Linked DNA regions of Homo sapiens: region 1 is linked to region 2. Evidence: chromatin loops called from intact Hi-C (ENCODE). Cell type or tissue: endothelial cell of umbilical vein. All regions are shown on one strand. Each heading gives the region's core, and the rest is flanking DNA. Links, peaks and the distances in the headings are about the cores only.

What was found. Peaks named below come from ENCODE experiments on the same cell type or tissue, not always from the same donor. Only the 100,000 strongest peaks of a DNase experiment are listed, where the experiment ranks them.
Region 1: a loop joins it to region 2, with 8 times the contacts of the local background. A loop is called at or near these places in 2 of 110 quality-filtered maps.

The regions. Positions count from the first base shown.
Region 1 is chr3:150,466,555-150,471,940 of GRCh38, forward strand. No RefSeq gene overlaps it. Among named protein-coding and RNA genes, the nearest start is that of TSC22D2, 61 kb to the left of the region's middle. RefSeq lists an enhancer at 2,674-3,174. In endothelial cell of umbilical vein, for the core only: no CTCF peak of the experiment used is centred there; a DNase peak (open chromatin) is centred at 3,247; H3K27ac peaks cover 1,826 bases.
Region 2 is chr3:150,369,236-150,374,621 of GRCh38, forward strand. No RefSeq gene overlaps it. Among named protein-coding and RNA genes, the nearest start is that of TSC22D2, 36 kb to the right of the region's middle. RefSeq lists enhancers at 800-1,668, 2,627-2,921. In endothelial cell of umbilical vein, for the core only: no CTCF peak of the experiment used is centred there; DNase peaks (open chromatin) are centred at 1,026, 2,776 and 3,606; H3K4me3 peaks cover 691 bases; H3K27ac peaks cover 3,677 bases.

The DNA of each region.
Region 1 (5,386 bases), core at 324-5,323, 98 kb after region 2:
TTTTTCACATCAGTATTTATACAGGCTCAATAAATAACTGGCCAATAAATGAGTAGACCACCTCCCCTAACTGAAAATATGTTCCCTTCACTTGCTTTTTCAGCTCCTTCCTCTTCCTTTCCACTTTTTCCTCTTCCACGTACAGCTTATCACAAACGCAGTCTGGCTTTAGCTCCCATTGTGCCACTGAAACTGTTCTTGTCAAGGTCATTGATGATCACTTTGTTGCTAATTCTATCCCATATCTTATTGAACTGCTTTACTCCTAATTTCTCTTTATGATCATTTCATTACTCTAGTAGTTTTCTATCTCTTCATTTTCTAACTTCACTTTTTTTTTATAAAGAGTTTCCCTTATAAAAAGTATATAGTTGAATTTTCTTTTCTGAACCAGGCAACACTTCATTCCATGAAATAGAATAAGTGTTCCCAATTTTTTTCTTTTATAGAGATGAAGTCTTGCTATGTTGCCCAGGCTGGCTTTGAACTCCTAGGCTCAAACAATCCTCCCACCTCAGTCTCCCAAGTAGCTGGGACTACAGGTATCCACCACTGTTTCTGGCTTGAATTTTTAATTTCTTAACCCAATCTGTCTTTTGATAGAAAAATTTAATCCATGTCTATTTCATCAGTGGCATATTTGGATGTATTTCTGCCATCTTATTTCATGTTTTCTCCTTAAAATGCTTTCTAGACACCCCACCCCCGCACCGGCCACTGCCTTGCCACACACACACCCTTTTTCCCTTTTCTTGGCTTTCATTCAGTTGTTTCTTATTCATTTTTGATCCCTCTTTTGGTTGGGAAGTTATACATTCCAGATACATTCTTCCAGTGGTTACCTTACAATTTTGTTTATCATTTTGTTGTGGATTTTTCAACCATATACAACAGTGAACTGTATAATGAACTCCCATGTACTTATCACCTAGCTTAAACAATTATCTACTCATGGCCAATCTTGCATTATTTATACTCCCACTCATTTCCCCTCCCCAGGATACTCAAGAATGTCACCCCCCAGAAGGGAGTTCCAAGAGGAGGAGGAAAATGTGAACCCCAGGACGGAATTCTAGGGGGAGGAGGAGAAAGGGCTCTGGGACCTACATATGGGGCTTAAAGTGAAGAGCCTAGGAAACTTGGGGTGAGAGAATGCCAATACTTAGAAAGAATCCATGATCCTCTGGATTATTTTGAAGGAAATCCAAGATATCATAGACTTTATCCATATATATTTCAGCGTATACCTCTAAAGGACAAGGATTTTTTAAAGAAAAATTATAACTAAAATACCATCACCCCACCTCAAAATGAACAATTCCTTAATATTACTAAAAATCTACTCAATGTCCACATTTCCCTGATTATCATAAATTTCTTATGGTGTATTTGTTTGAATGTGGGTCAAAATAAGGTCCATACACTGCAATTGGTTGGCATTCCTCTAAAGTCTCTTTTAATATGTGGGCTCCCCATACCTCTCTTTTCATCTTGAAATTCTTCAAGAATCTCAGTTATTTGCCCCATAGTTTTTTCTGAAGTCTGAGTTTTCCTAATTGCATTCTTATAGAATCCTCTGTCCCTGTATTTCCTAAATTAGTTCTAGAAGTTTAATCAGATTTATATTTTGTCAAGATTAATTCATAAGTGGTGGTATATACTTCCATCATATAATGTCTGTCTCTATTTTGTGATGTTGGAAGCATGGATAATCATTACCTAGACCCATTAGCCTATTAATTCTATTATCCCTTCTCACTCATTAGCGAAATACTTCTCTAAAGAGAGACTTGCCCTTACCAACTATTCAGCTACCCTGTGGTACAGTTTGTATAAGAAAGGGAGAGACTTAGTTCTTTCCTTTTATTTCCCAGTTTTCAAAATAATGAGTTGAGTACCTACAAAGGAATAAAAATAAATAAGGCATGATTAGGGAAGACTTACTCTGATATTTTATTCTGGGAAGAAGGAAAAGAGAATGCAGTGAGTTGATTTAGGATGCTATGACTCAGGTGTTAGTAGAGAGAAGCCAGGAAAAAGCCCCCAAAAAGTTGATAACAGGAAATGGCGACCTGAAGATTTGTCTGTTTACTGCTGAGTCTGGAAGCAACTTCTAAGTGAAGAGTACCTTGAGGGAATAGGGGTGGGAAGCCCATGTCTGGGCAGAGAAAGGGCTAGTTCAGAAGAAGCAACTGCAGGTAAGAAAAGCAGGTCGGTTAGCCCACGGATTCAGAGAGTGAAAAGTTACAGAAATGAGCAGTGGATTTTTCTGGGTTTACTTTCTGCCACACAGAGACTAGACATACTATCCTTACAATCTGACCATGAACCAGGAAGTTTACTAAGAAAGGCTGCATGGGGTAGGTAACATTTAGCACATGCAACAATACTTTTTATTTTATTTTATTTGAGATGGAGTTTTGCTCTTGTCGCCCAGGCTAGAGTGCAATGGCGCGATCTCCGCTCACAGCAACCTCCACCTCCCGGGTTCAAGCCATTCTCCTGTCTCAGCCTCCCTGGTAGCTGGGATTACAGGCATGCGCCACCATGCCAGGCTAATTTTTTGTATTTTTGTAGAGACAGAGTTTCACCATGTTGGTCAGGCTGGTCTCAAACTCCTAACCTCAGGTGATCCACCCACCTTGGCCTCCCAAAGTGCTAGGATTACCGGCGTGAGCCACCGCGCCCGGCCAACATGCAACAATACTTCTAAGCAAGGCGATACAGATCAGCAACTCTGGTGCCGATGTGTTCTATTTCCTTTGGTATCTGTGTCTTGATTCTTCACGCAGACCAATTTTGTTATCATCTTAATGGTCTTTCCCATAAGGAACCCACTAAGAGGTTTCAGTGTTGGGACATTAGCTTAAGAACCTAGGTAGTCAGCACGAGAACCTAGGTCTGTGGGACTCTCCTATTAATGACTCCTCTTACCTACCATTCTCCAGCCAGCGTTGTCTCCTGTTCTTCTCACCTCCCCCTATTCCATCCTGCCCCGAGTAGTCTATTCGTGCTAAAGCATTCACTGAGAAAAACTGTAAAGGGAGAGTCCCTTCTCAGAAACACCAGCTTCTTTTAAAATGGAACTTTTGAAGACCTCCCTGTTCTGTTCTCTGGAGAGAGTGAACAAGTAGAGACTTGGCAATAGCTGTGGAAACACCGCCAGCCTCTTGCTTCCAGCAACCTTGAGTTCCAAACCTGTGAGTCTTAGTTTTATATTCACTGACTTCAGCTTCCTGAACCCATCCCAGTTCAGCATTAGGTAATGGCTGTGATGACAGCTGACTCATCTGGTAATGCAGCTTTCCTGGAGGCTTCCTCTGCTCAGATAATCACACTCTGGGAGGGAAAAAAGGTTACAACAATCTTCTACCCCAGGATACTCAAGAATGTCATCCCCCAGAAGGGAGTTCTACGAGGAGGAGGAGAATGTCAGCCCCAGGAGGGGAGGTCCAGCGGGAGGAGGAGAAGAGGCTCTGGGCCCTACATAGGGGGTTTAAAGTGAAGAGCCTAGGAAACTTGGGGTGAGAAGGTGCCAGTACTTAGAGACAGAAACTGAGTGGTATAAAATGGAATGAGAATCCCCTCATTGCCCTTTGACAGCTGAGAAACTTCAAACTGGGCCCCGTTTGAGGGTAAGTTCTGCGAGAGTAGAGACTTCTACTTATTTATTCACAATTGTATTCCTGGTAACTAGTACGGTGATGTATTGCTTGACAGAAATACATTCTGAGAAATGTGTCGTTAGGATTTTGTCATTGTGCAAACATTATAGAGTGTACTTATACAAACCTGGATGATCTAGCCTACTACACACCTGGGTTATATTGTATAGCTATTGCTGCTAGGCTATAAAACTACAGCATGTCACTGTACTGATACTATACTGTGACACATGGTAAGTATTTGTGTACCTAAACATAGAAAAGGTACAGTAAGGATACAGTATAAAAGATTTAAAATGGTACACCTGTATAGGGCACTTACCATGAATGGAGCTTGCAGGACTGGAATTTGTTCTGGGTGAGTCAGTGAGTGAGTGGTGAGTGAATACGAAGGCCTGGGGGCATTACTGTGCACTACTGTGGACATTATAAACACTGTACACTTAGGCTACACTAAATTTATTTTTAAAACATTTTCCTTTAATAATAAATCAACCTTAACTTATTGTAATTTTTTTTTTTGAGACAGAGTCTTGCTCTGTCTCCCAGGCTGGAGTGCAGTGGCATGATCTCAGCTCACTGCAATCTCTTCCTCCCAGGTTCACGACATTCTCCTGCCTCAGCCTCCCGAGTAGCTGGGACTACAGGCAGCCACCACCACACCCGGCTAATTTTTTTTTGTATTTTTAGTAGAGACGGGGTCTCACCGTGTTAGCCAAGATGTTCTCGATCTCCTGACCTCGTGATCCACCCTCCTCAGCCTCCCAAAGTGCTGGGATTACAGGCGTGAGCCACTGTGCCCGGCCTTTTTTTTTTTTTTTTTTTTTGAGACAGGGTCTTGCTCTGTCACTCAGCCTGGAGCATAGTGGTATGATCATGGCTCACTGCAGCCTTCACTTCTTGGATTCAAGCAGTCTCTCACCTCAGCCTCCCGAGTAGCTGGGACTTACAGGCACATGCCACTGTGCCTGGCTAATTTTTTATAGAGATGGGAGTTTCCCTTTGTTATCCAGGCTGGTCTCGAACTCCTGGCCTCAAGAGATTCTCCCTTAGGCCTCCCAAAGTGCTGGAAATACAGGTGTGAGCCACCATGCCCAGCCACTGTAACTTTTTAGTTTTATAAACTTGAAATTTTTTTAACTTTTTTACTCCTTTGTAATAACACTTAGCTTAAAAGGCAAACACATTCTATAAGTGTACAAAAATACTTCCTTTATATTATTATATAAGCTTTTTTCTATTTTAAAATTTTTTAACTTTTTAAACTTTTTTGTTGAAAATTAAGACACAAACCCACATATTAGCCTAGGCCTACACAGGATCAGGATCATCAACATCACTGCCCTCTACCTCCACATCTTGTCCCACTGGAAGAGGTCTTTAGGGGCAATTACATGCATGGAGCAGTCATCTCCTATGAGAACAATGCCTTCTTCTGAAATACCTCCTAAAGGGCCTGCCTGAAGCTGTCTTACAGCTACCTTTTTTTTTTTTTTTTTTAATAAGTAGGACTGCACTCTAAAAGATAAAAAGTAGAGTATGGTAAATATATAAACCAGTAACATGGTTATTATCATTATGAAGTATTATGTGCTATACATAATTGTATGTGCTAGACTTTTATACGACTGGCAGCACAGTAGGTTTGTTTACATCGGGCATCACCACGAACATGTGAGTAAAGCGTTGCCCTGTGACTTTACTGATGGCGGCCCACAGTT
Region 2 (5,386 bases), core at 65-5,064:
AATATTCTATATTACTTAATAGCTATTTACCCTCAAGGAGGATTCATGGCCTCATCCCTTATTCTTGTCTTTTTGTCTCACACTAGTTCCCTGTATGGGCTGTCCTTTCCTTAACTTCTAATATCAACCTCTTGTTGTTCTACCAGTTCTGTTAGTTCCAGCCAAGTCTCTCCTCCTTCAAGAAGATTCCCTGATCATTTGCTTCAGGGGATTTGTTTCCTTATTAGAACAACCCTATTTTACCATTTGTTTCACTCTTAGGACATTTGACTTTTTTTTTTTTCTTTTTTTTGAGACGGAGTTTCCCTCTTGTTGCCCAGGCTGGAGTGCAATGGTGTGATCTCGGCTCACTGCAACCTCTGCCTCTCGGGTTCAAGCGATTCTCCTGCCTCAGTCTCCCAAGTAGCTGAGATTACAGGCATGTGCCACCACACCCAGCTAATTTTACATATTTTTTTTAGTAGAGACAGGGTTTCTCCATGTTGGTCAGGCTGGTCTCGAACTCCTGACCTCAGGTGATCTGCCCACCTTGGCCTCCCAAAGTGCTGGGATTACAAGCATGAGCCACTGCACCTGGCCTTGACTTCACTTTTTAAGTATTTAGGTACATGCTGGATGTGTCATACATATTTTTATTCTCTGTGTCCCCAGGAATAAATGAATACATTTGATTTCCTTTAATAGAATAAGAATTTAAATAAACCACAGAGGCTCTTTATACTTAAAAACTCTGGGGTAAATTTTCTTGCAATATTCAAACTGTTTTTCAGTCTTTGTTTGTTTTGCTTTTTATTGTGATTTCCGATTTTTAAAATTATTATATTTTTGAAGGCAGGATGCCCATACTGTGAAATTAACAGGTTACATATGTGCAGTATTGATACACTTCCCCTTTAACAAAATTTAATTCACTAATCACATGCATTTCTAAAGCCCTTTGAAAATGTGTGTCATGCTTATGGGTGGCCACATTCCAGAGGGCTGAATATGTGCTAGAAAAGGAGAGGAGGCTTGGGGGTGGGGAGAAAACCCTTACAAGGCAAGAGAACTGAGCATGTGCAAGACTCCTTACTAAACGAAGGAGGGCAGAGGAGTGCCGTTTTGGAAATATCAAGGGGAATGAAAAGAGAAAGAGAATTGACGGGAGAGAGAGGAATCTGCCCACACTCAGGGGATCATCCAGAATTCACAGATGAACAGGGTGCACTCAAGGAAGACTGCCCCTCCATCAGAGCACCACCCCTCAGTGACTGCTGACGTGTAAGACACTTCCAGCATCTTTTTACCAGGCCCCACCCTTGGGGATGCCCAGACCAAGATATCACTCTTTGCACTAAGTGACTCCTGAGATACCAGCCCTTTACCTGACTTACATTCTGTCATCCTGCATCAGAATTGTTTCGAATTTTTAGAGGTATTGTGTTATAATGGTGTTCAATGAAGTTGGAAGAATTCTGGCTCTGCTGCTTAGAAACTGGCAAGTTACCTGATTTCTTGGGACCTCCATTCTCTCATCTGTAAATTAGGACTAATAATACCTACAATGCAGGATATTTGTTAGGATTACACATTAGTTGGTACTCAATAAATGGCAGCTATTGAAAAGCAGTGTAGTATGGTGGTTAAAAGCATGGAGTCTGGATCTAGACAGAGGTTGAATCCTTGCTTTGTTACCTACTGTCTGTGTGACTGATTTTCTATGTGTCTCATTTTCCTAATCTATCAAGTGGGGATAATAATGGCACAGTTTCTATCTCGTAGAGTTGATGAAGAGATATGATGGTTATAATTCAGAGTCTGTCAGATAAAAAGCATTTAGTAGATGGAAGTAGCAGTGGTAGTATCAACAGCAGGAGTAGTAATAATTGTTGTTGTTATTATTATTACAAAATATACAGTGCAAGGCAACAGTTAAGACTGTGTGCTGTGGTGCTGAACCACTTGGATTCACATCCTGGTTCTACTCCTTTCCAGTTTTGTGATCTCACAGTCTCCATTCCCTCATCCTTAACCTGGGAATAATAATAGTATTGCCTTCATAGGATTTAATGAATTAATATATGTAAATTACTTCGAACCTGATAATAAACAATAAATAGTAAACAATAAATTTTAGCCAGAACAGTGATGGTAAACAATAAATAGTAAACAATAAAGGTTAGCCATTATATTCCCAAATTTCAATCAGCTATTGCTCCAGGATTTAGGCATTTCTGTGGGTAGTTTTAAAGTTTGATATCTTATACAATTAAATCAAATGTATGTATTATGTGGTGATTAACCTGTATACCAGTTCCCTGGGAAATAAACGGGCTTTCAGCCATAAAAGGTTTTCAGCTGGGTCCCCGCTGACCATCTCTTCAGTTTCTATGTGTATAGCAGATGGTGGACTGCATTTTTTTAAAGTATTGCTTCTAAAGGGAAGACTATAAAGTTCTTAGAAAAATAAAATGCTCTAATTACAAGAGAATGCCATTGTCTCGGCTGTCTCACCCCACATCTTAATGACCGATACTGTGGAATATGACACAAAGGGAAGAGATCTCATAATTAGGCACATTGGAGAATCTCCTCGTGTGCTACAGACTGTGATTTCCAGTGACACACCAAAAGCCAGCCACTATAAATCCCTTTTTACTTTTCTCTCTGGCTGTACTGCAGTAACAGCACAAGTCGTTCGTTCAGATACCGGAAAGGCTTACAGTCCAGGAAACTTTTTTTTCTTGTCTCCAGCCAATAATCTTGTAGCATGGTGATGTCACCCCACAGTTATGCAATATGACTTAACTGTTGGATAGGTGACAGGAATTCCACGGACACCAAGATCACAATGAAATTGCTTAGCTGCTAAATTAGTCATATTGTACATTAGAGATAAGTCACTTTTAAAAAAGCTGTGATTAACTGCCAGTTCAAATAGTACTATTCTTTGGGTAGGGAAGTCAGGACCCCATCACTCATAGTTTAAATGATCCCATCCAGTTATTCCAGCATCTGAGTAATACAAACAAGGTAGTTATCAAACTTCACAATATCACAGGCCACTTGAAAAGGGACCCAGTGTGAAAAGGAAACACTTTCTATCCTCTATATTTAGGAGGAATTTTGTACAAAATTTCCTGATTGTCTTCCAAAATTAGTAATTTTAATCTCTTGATGACTTTCCTAATCGAAATAGGATGAGAGTAGGATCCTGTTCCTCAATGATGACAAGGATTGTTTAGTATTGTTTTCTTTTTCTCACACAAACTGGGCTCTGTCCTACAAGTCAACTACACTGTGAAAGGGGACTTTTTACTGACCACAAGCCATGATGAGGTAGATGTCACTTATTCTACAATATCGATTGTTAGAATAATCCTTAAATCTTCCCATTTTTAACACATGTGTTAGAAAAACTTAGAAAACACTGAAAAGTACAAAAATAAGCAAAGCCCCCACAGTCCCATCCTTCCCAAAACAACCATAACTAAAACTTGGTTGTAATTTCTTCTAGCCTCAACAAAGATTGAATAAATACAACAGCCTAACAAACTTCTTGCCTGGCAGTGTGCTGAGTGCTGGGCATAGAAAGATAAATAAGACTTCATCACTGCCCCTCAGGAAGTACACAGCTTACTGTAATGGGGTATGTAAACACAAAAAAGGCATTTAGCCCAGGCTGCAGAGAACGGAATGTGGGGTGGAGAAGATGCAAGGGATTATCAGAGCAGATTAGAGAAATCCTAGAGTGGGACTATTCAAAGTTTTGTCCACTAGGTGACTGCAGATTTTACAAGCAACCAATAGAAACTGAGAGTCCTCATTTAAAATTTTCAGAGCAATTTGACAGAGTAACTGTAATTCTGTTGAATCTAATAATTTTTAAAATTGGGTTTGTCTTTTATATTTTTTATCTCATTTTTGTTGTATTTATTTTTATTGTATTTTCAAAAATATCAGTCCACAATGGATTGGAGATTTAAAAATATATAAAACTCTATTCTCATGATGAAGAGTTTGAAAACCACTATACTCAGAGATTCAATAGCTTAGCCAAGTGTAGGGTGACCAACCATCCGGTTTGTGCTAAAACTGGGAAAGTTACAAGCAAATCAGGTGAATTGGCCACCTTAAAAGTGTTTATTTCTAAGAAATAATTATCTTCATGAGTGAATAGATGAGATGAAGGGGAAGCAATCATCATCAAAGAAATAATAGAAGAAAAATTCTCTCAACTGAAAAGAGGTCAGTCATTAGGTCAAAAGGGTTCACTAACGGGCAGCCAAGATTAAAAAGAGTGCTGCAGCTAGCTGTACTTTCTAAATTTCAAGGGCCAAGACAAAAATCCTATATGATTACACAAATTGAGATGAACAAAATAATCAGGTGGTGAAACAGTATTTTCATTTCTAGTGAAATGAAATTTCTAACGAAAATGCTACATTTCTTTAACAAAAAAGATGCTTGCTTTCACTTTCTAAATTGAGAGAAAAGAAATAAGGAAGAATCGTCCTTTATATACAAATGTAACAATGAGGGTAATAAAAGGAAAACAGAAAACAATACCAGGGAAGAGTAACATGAGAAGATGCTAATATTAAGAATTAACATAATTTTTTTGATTTGGCTTCAAATTTGGCTCTCAGCTTCCTGGCTGGGGAAGAAGAGGTTAGAAATCACAATCATTAAAATTGTTGCTATGATGATGAAGGAAGAAGCATATATGTTTCTCAGCAAGACATGTTTTCCTGGTACTGAAATCTAAAACAAATTCAAAGAGTTTAATATTGGGGGCATTAAGTGGTGTGGTAGAGCTACCCTCGATAGCATTTCTACAGTAAACGTAGGAGTGAATTTCACATACCTGCTTCTTGCAGGGATCCTCAGGTCAGTGAAATCAAGATGTCTAAGCACATTATAGCCTATATACCTTATTTGATTCAAGGATAGAACTTAAGAGTACCCTAGAAGAGTAGGTAAGTGGCGTGTCACTTAGTATTCTCTGATTATTTCTCTCAGCCAGGCTTGTAAAATAATAGGTAATTTGAGGTCTCCTAATATCTGAAAGTAAGTTACTCTGGTGCTCTCTATCGCTGATTGAGGGTATACAAAACTTCCAGTTTCACAGGAGATACAATTGGACTTTGTTTACTTTCAGCACTGATATTAGCATTGGACATCAATTCTGTGCGAGATTAGGCTATTATGCTTCACATAATGAATATTATTTTAGTAGGTGTAAAAAGCCTTTAACATTCTTACTGGTTTTATTCCTCCTCTGGCACTCTCAATAAACTTAATAAATATTGTAGCACTTTCATTAATGCAAATGGCATTGTTTATCAAAATATTGTTATAATACCCAGTTCTCATAATTTTAAGTTAGAAAAACTTTCTTCATATG